3 separate regions of the Homo sapiens genome follow, and regions 1 and 2 are each linked to region 3. The links are chromatin contacts, found by Hi-C or POLR2A ChIA-PET in ENCODE. All regions are on one chromosome and are shown on one strand. The core of a region is the stretch at or near the end of the contact, and the rest is flanking DNA. Distances in the headings are between cores, read along the strand shown. Region 1 holds the start of TRAF2 (TNF receptor associated factor 2). Region 2 holds the start of PAXX (PAXX non-homologous end joining factor). Region 3 holds the start of DNLZ (DNL-type zinc finger).

Region 1 (3,362 bases), core at 693-3,192, 520 kb after region 3:
AGAGACAGGGTCTCACTCTATAGCGCAGCCTGGAGTGCAGTGGTGCAACCACAGCTCACTGCAACCTCCACCTCCTGAGCTTCAGTCATCTTCCTGCCTCAGCCTTCCAAGCAGTTGGGACTACAGGTGTGCAGCACCACACCCAGCTAAATTTTTTTTCCTTTTTTTGGTAGAGATGGGGTTCCCCCATGCTGCCCATGCTGGTTTCGAACTCATGGGCTCAAGCGGTCCTCCTGCCTCAGCCTCCCAAAGTGCTGGGATTATAGGCATGAACTGCCACGTGAACCCTTTCTCATCCCGAGCTGGCTGCTGCAGACTCAGGACAGCTTTGAGCCTCCCAGGTGCAGCCAGGAGGAGACGCCTTCTTACGTTTGAGAGCTCAGTTAGTTCCTGGGCTTGAGCAACCTCACTGAGCCTGCAGGTGCGGACTTGGGACGTTTCCATGGCTGCTTGCAGCAAACTCAGGGGTGATGACGTTGATGGAATCCGATGGCTTCCTGAGTTCCATCTCAAGGCCTTGCTGTCCCAGGAATGTGGGTTTGGGGCGGAGGGGAATTCCAACTGCAAACCAAGTAACATATATGAAATGTGGCATTGGCGCCTGGGGACAGCGTGGCCTGTGTAAATTATGCAACTTCAAAGCCTGCCCTGTTTTGCAGTGTATTCCATCCTTGAGGAGTCCCGTGGTCTCAGGGTCTGAATGCTTGGAGGAGACTTACCTCCGTGAACGTTTCCTTCTCTGCAAAGCGGGGTGAAAGGTCTCCATTTCACCAAAGGCTGGATGGAGAGGGGGTGGTGTGTCCAGTGCTAGCCCGTGCACCGCCAGAGAGAACCTGCTGCAGCTCCCGTTCTCCTGGGCAGATGACAGTGCCGCCTCCCCCATGCAGCCCACAGGACTCCTAGGGCAGCCCCTGTTTTGGCCGCCAAGGCCACTGTTTTCATTTGAGTGTCTGGAGGCCATAGGTTGTGTTTTCACTTGAGGTCGGGAGTTCAAGACCAGCCTGGCCAACATGGTGAAACCTCGTCTCTATCAAAAATACAAACATTAGCCGGGCGTGATGGCGGGCGCCTGTAGTCCCAGCTACTCGGGAGGCTGAGGCAGGAGAATCGCTTGAACCCGGGAGGCGGAGGTTGCAGTGAGTCGAGATCGCGCCACTGAACTCCAGCCTGGGCGACAGAGTGAGCCTCCGTCTCAAAAAAAAAAATAAATAAAGTGCACAACCCAGTAGATTAGCACACCGGCCATGTCGGGCGGCCGTCACCACTGTCCGGTTGCAGAGCATTACCTCACCCCAAAAGGAGACCCCATAGCCTTAATACCTTACTTAAGTGTGCAGTATTCTTTTAGTCCTGTTTCTCATAAATGTTACCCAAATTGAGGCGCCGCTCTGCGCCCGGCACCGGGGGAGGCGGAGGGACCCGCAGGTGTCGGGTAGGTGCGGCCGCCCCGCCAGGGCCCCGCGTCCCGCGCGCGACGCGCGCCTCGTGGGAACCGGTGTCGCCCGGCTTGGGCTCCCGGCTCACCTCTCGGGTGTGCGGCAGGGGTCTCCGCCCCGGGGCCACGGGAGGGGAAGCAAGGGCCTCGCTGTCTCGCCGCACCTGGGGAAGGGACCCAATTAGCGCGGACCCCACAGCGCAGCACCTCACCAGCTCCCCGCACCAACGCCCCGGCGCGCTCTTTGAGGAAAAAGCAGAGGGCGACTTAGGTACCCACGCCGTCTCAGCGCCGACCAATCGGCGCACGCTGCGGCTCCTGCGGGCTCGCTGGTTGGCTCCGGCGTCAGTCCGTCAGGCGCGCTCGGAGCGGGGCGTATCTGGCCAATGGCTCTCGCTACAGCTTCCTGAGGGCTGGCTGGTTGGCTCCCATGTCCGTCCGTCAGGCGCACGCGGCGGAGCGGCGGCGGCGGCGGCGGCGTTGGGGGCGGTAGCTGGGCGGGCCCTTAGTTCCGGGCGCGCTGCGACCGTTGGGTGAGGCGAGCGCGGGGTCGGGTGCGGGGTCGGGCGCGGGCGCGGGGTCGGGTGCGGGGTCGGGCGCGGGGTCGGGCGCAGGCGCGGGCACCTCTCAGGGAGACTCCGGGCCGGAGCGGGAGCGGGGGCGGGAGAGGCCGCGGGGCGGGGGCGGGGCCAGCCCGAGGGGATTTCTCTGAGCCGCTGGGCCGGAAACCAAGTCCGAGCGTGGCTGGCGCGGGAAAGTTCGGGAACGCGCGCGGCCGTGCTCGGAGCAGCGCCAGGGCACGGTCCGGGGTTTTGCGCGGGGTCGCGGCTCCCAGTACCGCCTGAGGCCCGTGGGCGGCCCACCCGGCCCTGCCCCGTCCCGGGTCCGTCGCTCCCCCGCACCCTGTCGCCCCTCCACGCTCAGCTGTGGGCCCCTCGTGTCCCCGAAGCCCCGCACCCTCAGCCGGCTGCGTGCTCGGGAGGGTCAGGGGCGCCTCCGACCCCTGAGTTTGCCAGCGCCCCCCAGCCAGGGGTCGGGGAAGACCAGTGAGGCTGGGGGCGGAGCCGACTCTGCTGCCTTCCTGCCCAGTGGCTGGGGAGACCCAGGCTGAGCCTGGGTGAAAAGTCCCTCTGGCTGCTGGGAGGGTCGGGGGCAGCAAGGAGCCAGTGCGGGGATGGGCTGCGGTGGACCGGGCCGGGATCGGGGCCGGGGCCTGGTCCTGGCAGTAGCAGGGGATGTTTGTGGAAGGTAGAGCCGAGAAAAAGAGGAGTTGCAATGTCTGCAAGAATCTGGCGTGAGCAGCTGAAGGCTGGTGCTTCCTAGGCCAAGATGAAGGAGTCACAGCGCCCATGGCCTCTCGGGAGGCGGCCAGATGGGCAGCCTGGGGTCAGGGGAACGGTCAGGGCCAGAGCTGGGTATTTTGGAGTTGTCATTTTGAGGCCCCGAGGGCTGAGGGTCAGTGCAGAAGAGCACCAAGCCTCCACTCGGTGTAGGGCCGACAGGGGGTGGGGTGTCTGGCAGCCGGTGAAGACGGGGCTCGGAGGAGGAGGGAGTCTGGTCTGGGTCAAGTCAAGGGAAACTAGGACTGAGAACGGACCCTGCTCTGTGGCCACATGATTTTGAAGGGACGGAATTACTGCCCTGTAACTCAGTCTCTCTCCCTGTTAATAGCCCTAGTTTTTAATAAGAGGAACTGAATGTATTAATGGGTGGACACTTGTAAGGTTCAAGATCTCCTCTTCTACCACGCTTGCTTCTGATACTTTTGTATAAACAGTTGTTAAGAGTTTAGGTTGTTATCAAGCTTCTATTTGGTATTATTTTGAGCCTGAAAAAGATGGGGTTACATATAAAATTGTAATTTTATTTATTTATTTTTTGAGATAGTTTTGGTCTTGTTGCCCAGGCTGGAGTGCAGTGGCTCGAT
Region 2 (3,406 bases), core at 125-2,624, 630 kb after region 3:
AGTAAAGACCTGAAGGAAGCATGTGAGTCTGGGGAAAGGATGTGCCAGGCAGAAACAGCAGCATGTGCAGAGGCCCAGGGGGCAGGAGCCAGGACTGGGAGTGAACTGGGAAGCAGGAGGAGGTGAGGCAGGCTTGCTGTGGGAGCACTCCGATATGGAAGCGTAGCTTACAGACCCACTGGCCCTCCCCACAGCACCATGCTGCCAACCTGGCCTTCTTGCCGAGCCTTGAACAGAACCATTATTTATGTGGCCAGGCCTCCGCCTGGGATCTCCCTGTCCCTGGTGGGAGCCATCCTCTTCCTCCTGCCCTCATAGCACCCGCTGCAGTTTCTCCTGGCGCTTGGCCCTGCCTGAGAGTGTGGTGTCTCTCCTATTGGATCCTAGAAGCTCCAGGGAGTCAGAGACCTTGTCTGTTGATCGATATCCAGGCCTAGGACAACAGGCACGTAGGAGGAGCTGGAGGAATACCATGCGCGGGACAGAGAGCGCAGAAGCCTTCTTCCCTGGAGATCGCTCTGTACTGTGACTTCTTTTTTTGTTTGTTTGAGACAGAGTCTCGCTCTGTTGCCCAGGCTGGAATGCAGTGGCGCGATCTCGGCTCACTGCAACCTCCACCTCCCTGGTTCAAGCAATTCCCCTGCCTCACAGGCGTGCGCCACCACACCTGGCTAATTTTTTTGTATTTTTAGTAGAGACGGGGTTTCACCATGTTGGCCAGACTGGTCTCGAACTCCTGACCTCAGGCAATCTGCCCGCCTCGGCCTCCCAAAGTGCTGGGATTACAGGCGTGAGTCACCTTGCCGGACCAACCGTAACTTCTTACGATTAGAGTTAGGAAGCTTCCGGTTTGTGTGTGAAGACGATGGAAGGGCGGGGCTCCAGGATGTATCCGCAGAGCCACGGAGGGAACCTGGACTCGGCTGGACTTGGAGCCGGGGCGGGGGCGGGAGGGGGCGAGGTTCGAGTGGGGCTGCTCGCGGGCGCGAGGGCCAGAGCCCGGGATCGCGCCGTGGAGCCCACGACCGGCGAGGCCAGCGCTGGGGGCAGGGCCTCTGGATCCCTGACCCAGGACGCCCTGCTCCGGCCCGCCCCGCGCACTAAACTCGGCCTCTAGTCGCCTGAAGCCCGCGCGGGTACCGGGTCCGCGCGGCCCGGCCTGTGCCTTTAGCCCCGCCCCGAATCCCCCCACCCTCATAACCCCGCCCCTAACCCCGCCTCCACACACAGACCCCGCCCCCAACCAGACTCCGCCCCGCGCAAGCTCCCTAAGCCCGCGACTGGCCTGCACCCGGCTCCGGAAGTCGTTCTTCCGCGCAGGAGCCCTGAGCCCGCACAGCCCCGCCCCTCCCGGCGCCCAAGCCCCGCCCCGCCGGGTTCCCGCTCGCCCGGCGCCATGGATCCGCTGTCGCCGCCGCTCTGCACGCTGCCGCCGGGCCCCGAGCCGCCCCGCTTCGTGTGCTACTGCGAAGGGGAGGAAAGCGGGGAGGGGGACCGCGGCGGCTTCAACCTCTAGTGAGTGGGGGTCCGCGGGGAGGTAGGGGTGCAGGGAGCTCCGCGGGCGGCCCCGCCTGACAGGCCTTCTCCCCCAGCGTGACCGACGCCGCGGAGCTTTGGAGCACCTGCTTCACGCCGGACAGCCTGGCGGCCCTCGTGGGTAACTGGGCGGGTCTGGGAGCCGCCACACCCCTCCTTGCAGTGCAGATCGTCTATGGGGCGACAGACATCTGGGATTCCCCAGAAGGCTCTGACACCCTCTGCCCGCCCTGTAGCTGTAGTCCTCCCATTGGCTAGGGCTCTGGGGTCGGGCAGGTTTCGGGTGCCCCCAGTGGGCCTCGGGTTCCAGGCAGCTCGTGACAAGCCCCTGTGCTCTCTAGAAAGCCCGTTTTGGCCTGAGTGCGGCTGAGGACATCACCCCCCGGTTCAGGTGAGACCCAAGCAGGGAGGAAGGACGGGTGGGGAGGAGGAGGGTCTGCCACAGCTCTCCGCACCTCTCCTCTCCCAGGGCAGCCTGTGAGCAGCAAGCTGTGGCTCTGACTCTGCAGGAGGACAGAGCATCCCTGACGCTTTCAGGGGGGCCCTCGGCACTGGCCTTTGACCTCTCCAAGGTACCAGGCCCAGAGGCAGCCCCCAGGCTGCGGGCGCTGACACTGGGCCTGGCAAAACGCGTGTGGAGCCTGGAGCGGCGACTGGCAGGTAGGATTGGGGGTGGGCACCTCATACCTTCACTGGGGTCCCCTGCTCTTGCCCCCACTCCTGGCACTGAGTGGGGTTCCCATGGGCTTTCCTCCCCAGCTGCAGAAGAGACAGCTGTCAGCCCGAGGAAGAGCCCCCGGCCTGCAGGGCCTCAGCTCTTCTTACCAGGTAAGGCATGTCCGCCTGTGACTCAAGTAGGGCTGTGCTCTTTAACCTGGAACTCAGTTTCCCCCCAAACAAGACTCACGCTCCAGAGAGAATGCCTATCTATTCGGAGAAGGTTGTGGTTGGGATGCTGCCAGGTTCAGGAGCTGCCCCTGTCCTGTTTTCCCCCAGACCCAGATCCCCAGAGAGGTGGCCCTGGACCTGGAGTCAGGAGGCGGTGTCCAGGAGAGTCGCTCATCAACCCCGGGTTCAAGAGGTACCCTCCCACAGCCCCCTTCCTGCGCCCAGGGTCCAATCCTGGACCCCACCCCTTTCTCCACACCATAGTGCCATAGTGACACCCCTCTTCCCTCCCAGTAAGAAACCAGCTGGTGGCGTGGACTTCGATGAGACCTGAAGGTGCAGCACAAGCGTGGCCCCGCGGGGAGTCCGCCTATGAGGGGAGAGGCAGTCTTTGAGGCCCCCATCAGAGACCCCCCGCCACCACCTCCACCTGCCTGTCCTGGGCCAGGACTAACACGGCTCCTCAAATTCCTTCCCTGTCAAATAAACAGCTCCCTTGGTTGGAGGCTCTGGTGGGGCTCTGACTCCTGGCACTGGCCTGGGAAGGGATCAGGGAACACCCCTGGGCCTGTGTTCTGGGTGTAGGGCCACAGGATGTGAACAGATGCTGCAGCCTCTCAGCTCCCTGGAGACTTCCTTGCTGGGCCGGAGGGAGGTGAGCACTCTCAGACCGTCCAGCTATTCCAGCCCTGCCAGCCCAGGAGCTGAGAGGGGCCCAGCCAGGCAGGGCCAGGGCTCCCCAAGGCTTAGAACTTTGTTCCCACCCTCCCAGGCCGCACCCAGGTAGGGCACGGAGCCCCGTGGGAGGATGCAGACAGAAGTCCCGTGTAGACCCTGAGACACTGGAAGTGCCCTGCGGGGAGGGGAGCGCCTGCCCCGGGACAGGATTGAGGAATGTGCCAGCCCCCATCCACCTGGGGCACCCCGCCCCACCCCGGCCTGACTGGTTTGGGAGCCCAGTCCGGTCCTGGAGATCCCTGAG
Region 3 (3,658 bases), core at 345-2,844:
GCCTCTGGCCGTCAGGATCTCTTCGATATTTCTGGGGGGCAGGGAGGCAACATGGCTCTTCAGGGCCCCCCAGCCGCCCTGCACTTCAGTCCCCTCAGGGCGCCCCATGGCCAGGCCAGAGCTGCAAGCACCAGGCCCAGCACTCCTGTGGCATCAGGCCACACGGGCACTTCAGACGCTGGCCTGTGTGCCCTCACCAGCCCTGTGTCTCTGCCGGTATGCGCCGCCTCAGGAACCCAGTCTCCTGCTCCTGCCCCCTATGTGCCAGAGGGAAGAATCTGCAGCCCCGGGTCTGATGGGAGGACAGTCCCAGCTCCAAGGGCCAGGTACCACCAAGCACCTGGCATGCTGGTCTCAGACCTGCTGTCGCTGTTACTGTCCTGCCCAGGACCTCCCGGCCAGGCAAGGCCCGGACCAGGCTCCCGGCACCACCTCCACTGCTCTCCCAGCAGCCAGGGCCCAGGCCACACCTCCTGGTCCACACCCCAAGCCTTGCTGTGGGCCAGCCACCCCAAGATGGCAGAGGGCAAAAAAGTTCCACGCTAGAGAGGGACAAGGCTGCCAGTGATGGCAGAGGGCAGGCAGAGGCAGGGAGGCAGGGCCACAGGGCTGGCAAAATTTAACAAATAAAAACGCACCCCCTACTTGGGGCATACTTAAACTCAAAAGCTATCTGGGCTTTATAGGAAATTCTCATTTAACTGTGTGTCTTGTATTGATAAGGTGGCTGGATTTCCCAGGTGAGATCTATAAACCTCAACACTAGGGCAAGGTTCCCCCAGGGAGGCCAGGGTACTTCTGGGTGGCCTTCTGGCCCAGCCCTGGGGTACAGGCCTCACCTCTTCCCATTCAGGTCCGAGAACCAGCCCAGGTTGTCAGCGATGATATGGTGGTTCTGGCAGCCGGGGCAGGTCACAATGACCACGCCTTGGTGATAGGCCAGCTTGGAGATGCGCTTGGAGGACCTAGTCCCGCAGACCTGGCTGGGACAGGGTAGCTGGTGAGGCTGTGAGGGCCGCCACGCCCCTCCCGGGAAGACCCGCCCCTCTAGGGGTAGCTCCAGCCACCTCACCCTCTCCAGAGAAGGCCCCGCCCCCGAGGGATAGCTCCACCCACCCCCAACCTCGCCCTCTCCCGGGAAGGCCCCGCCCCAGGGACGGCTCCACCCCTCCTCATGGTCCGCCTCCGCTCCCTCCCAGAAGCCCCAAGGGGTGGCTCCACTCCTTCCTGTGACTTGACCACGCCGCCTCCCGGATCCCCGGCGGGCCGCTTCTCCCCGCAGGCCGTGTAGCGTCAGATACGGGTCTGTCCCCGGTTCCGTCCCGCCGCGCGCCTACCTTGCAGGTGTAGACGAGCTGGTAGTGCGCCGCCTCCACGCGCCCCAGAGCCGCCGCGGGCCCCGGCCCCTGCTCGGAGCTTGAGCGCCGCCAGCCCCAGGCCCAGGCCCGCCGCCTCCCCGCGACCTCTGGACGGGCCCCGCGGCCCCACAGCCGCCTCAGGCAGGGCGCCCGGGGCTGCACGCGACTCAGCAACCTCGGCGCGCCGCGCAGCGCAGTCCGCAGCATCCCGCTCGCCGGCTCCGTCCGCCCTGCCCCGGCCCCGCCCCGCCGCCATCTTGGAAGTGGGCGCCGGGCGGAAGCGGCGTTCTTGGGCTTCCGTCTTCCGGGTCGGGGGCGCGCTGCGCTATGCCGCCCCCTGGCGGCCTGAGGGGGCCCTGCGTCCACGTGCAGCTCGCACCCCGAGGACACCGCGGGCCGCAGCGAGGAGGGACGGCCGCGGGGCTGCGCGCGAGTGTCCGAGCGGGAATGCGGGTCACCCGTGCTGTTTATTTACGCAGCTGTGTTTTCTAACACTAATACAATGCATGCATGTATTGTGTGTTACATGGTGAAACAGAACAGATCCTGAAGTTACACAGATGGCGTGTGCATGGGGGTGGTGAGCACCCGCATGGCCTCCGCAAAATGAGTGCCGCTTAACAAACGGCCCCAATGCCCGGCAGTCCGGCTGGGCCTTTCAGGGCACCAGATTCCTCGTTCCAGGCCAAGTCAGCGACGGCTCGGGGAAGTCTGCGCCCCAGGGCGTCGGCACCCCCGGGTGGCAGGAGGCCGGGCCGGTGGGTGTGCCCTGGTCGGGGCCTGCGCTGCTGCGGCTAGGAGCCCTCAGTGTCGGTGTTGTCGCTGCCCGTGGTGTTCTCCCGGTCCTCCTCCCCCTGCCGCCATCCTTTCTGCATCTTCCTGAGGGCGCGCTTCCTGTGAAGACAGGTGTCTCAGGCGCGACCCGGCTGCCGCTCCCCAGCCCGTTTTGGAGAAGCCTGGGGGCCGCCCGCCTACCTGCGGTAGTTCTCAAAACTCTCTTTGAGGCGCCGCCGCTCCTTCTCGGGCGGCTCCCCGCTGCTCAGGCCTGCGTCCTGGAGAAGGGGGAAGGCTCGGGCTCCGGCCGGCTCCCCTGAGGGAACCCGTCCTTCTCACCCGCCCCCCACTGGCCCCTGTAACTGCAGACTGGTTGGGAGGCGAGGAGCCCAGACAGCCTCAGCTCAGCGCCAAGCTCTCCCTGTGGGACCTGCCTGTACCCCTGGAGGTGAGCCGGTGTGGGTAGCCTGCATTTCAGATGCCAAGACACACCCAGGAGGCCAAGCCACGGCTCCAGCCTGGGGTCCGGGCCATTGTTTCTACAACAAAGCCCGAGGTGGTGCTTGCTCTCAGGACTCCTGTGTTCACCTCCTCATCCACTGTAAAGGCCCTCGGAAAACCAGGACCAGGCACATCCACGTCCAAAAAGCCCCCCAAGCTGCTGCAGTGCCCAAGAAAGGGGGATCCACTTCGCAGCCCAGACACCGCACCCCGAGCACTGTGGGCAGAGACCTTGTGGTCACTCCTCAGCTGTCGTCGGGGCCACCGCAGGGGGTGCCCAGGGCAGGGAGCCACTCTCCCTGTGATCGGTCACCCTGAGGCCCACGGCTGGGAGGACCCCACCCCGGGGAAGCCTTACATGGGGGTTCCGCAAAACCTGCTCCTGGTGCAGAGCTGCAAAGGGCTGTTTCGGGCTCCCCCCGCCGGCAAGGCAGCCTGGAAAGGAGAGTCGTGCCTGTGGGACCTGCCCATCTGCTGGGCCACGTATAGCACGGCTGCCCCACCCCTCCCCGGCATTGCAGTGGGGCTGTCTTCCAAGGCCTGGTGGGATCCCCACATGGGTCCAGTGTAGACTCTGCTTTCTGTAGATGAGACTGAGGCCTTATGGCCTCGCTTGCCTGTTCATTGCTCCAGGAGGCCGCCAGATGCCAGCCCAGGCCCAACGCTCCCGCCAGTGACCATCCCTCCCCCGAGCTGGCTGCCTGCCAGGGAGGAACGCCTCCCAGACCTCGGGGGAACTTAAACCCTGGGCCTGAGCAGCACCGTCCCCCATCACTCCAAAGCATCTGTGGGCATGGCGGCCCTGGGGAGAGAGTTGGGGACAGCTACAGTGGCTGTCTGGGTCCTCCTGAAGTGGGGGCAGGGGTACTGCAGCAATTGGGAGAGAACCTTCAGGCGGCTGGACCCCCTCAGAAACCGCCAGGACCTGGGCAGACCAGGGATCAGGACCCTTGGGCAGAAACCACGCACGTCCAGTCTCAGCCCCACTGCGGTGAGGGCCAGGCCAGGGCTGTCCTGGCCATTGG

Evidence for each region. Hi-C counts contacts between places; a loop is a spot of excess contacts on that map. ChIA-PET counts read pairs that join two places held with the same protein, here RNA polymerase II (POLR2A). Pooled maps may share reads with other maps.
Region 1: a map of CD4-positive, alpha-beta T cell shows a loop between it and region 3 (5-fold over the local background). The contact joins the promoter of TRAF2 here to the promoter of DNLZ in region 3. A Hi-C loop is called at or near these places in 1 of 168 maps with a recorded cell type or tissue (CD4-positive, alpha-beta T cell), 1 of 37 single-sample maps with no recorded cell type and 7 of 50 pooled maps. POLR2A ChIA-PET finds 5 or more read pairs at or near these places in 1 of 52 experiments (B cell).
Region 2: a map with no recorded cell type shows a loop between it and region 3 (13-fold over the local background). The contact joins the promoter of PAXX here to the promoter of DNLZ in region 3. A Hi-C loop is called at or near these places in 1 of 37 single-sample maps with no recorded cell type and 7 of 50 pooled maps. POLR2A ChIA-PET finds 5 or more read pairs at or near these places in 1 of 52 experiments (A549).

What each region holds. Positions count from the first base shown.
Region 1 is chr9:136,884,574-136,887,935 of GRCh38, forward strand. It overlaps TRAF2 (TNF receptor associated factor 2), which reads left to right and starts at 1,943. Exons shown (of 11, transcript NM_021138.4): 1 at 1,943-1,968. MIR4479 (microRNA 4479) reads left to right here and starts at 2,160; the gene lies at 2,160-2,230. LOC105376326 (a long non-coding RNA gene) reads right to left here and starts at 1,681. Exons shown (of 3, transcript XR_930448.2): 1 at 1,525-1,681; 2 at 720-777; 3 at 207-561. RefSeq lists silencers at 1,368-1,497, 1,718-2,527 and enhancers at 1,904-2,639, 2,640-3,362.
Region 2 is chr9:136,991,048-136,994,453 of GRCh38, forward strand. PAXX (PAXX non-homologous end joining factor) reads left to right here and starts at 1,375. Exons shown (of 7, transcript NM_183241.3): 1 at 1,375-1,515; 2 at 1,593-1,653; 3 at 1,878-1,927; 4 at 2,006-2,196; 5 at 2,296-2,364; 6 at 2,533-2,617; 7 at 2,719-2,929. The coding sequence starts at 1,397. The coding sequence ends at 2,758. RefSeq lists silencers at 931-1,220, 1,231-1,610 and an enhancer at 1,568-2,110.
Region 3 is chr9:136,362,150-136,365,807 of GRCh38, forward strand. It overlaps DNLZ (DNL-type zinc finger), which reads right to left and starts at 1,595. Exons shown (of 3, transcript NM_001080849.3): 1 at 1,338-1,595; 2 at 840-979; 3 at 1-31. The coding sequence starts at 1,565. CARD9 (caspase recruitment domain family member 9) reads right to left here. Exons shown (of 13, transcript NM_052813.5): 11 at 2,992-3,068; 12 at 2,334-2,410; 13 at 1,807-2,252. The coding sequence ends at 2,153. It overlaps LOC124902309 (a long non-coding RNA gene), which reads left to right and starts at 1,220. Exons shown (of 2, transcript XR_007061863.1): 1 at 1,220-1,303. RefSeq lists silencers at 951-1,230, 1,331-1,830, 1,861-1,960 and enhancers at 2,172-3,062, 3,063-3,658.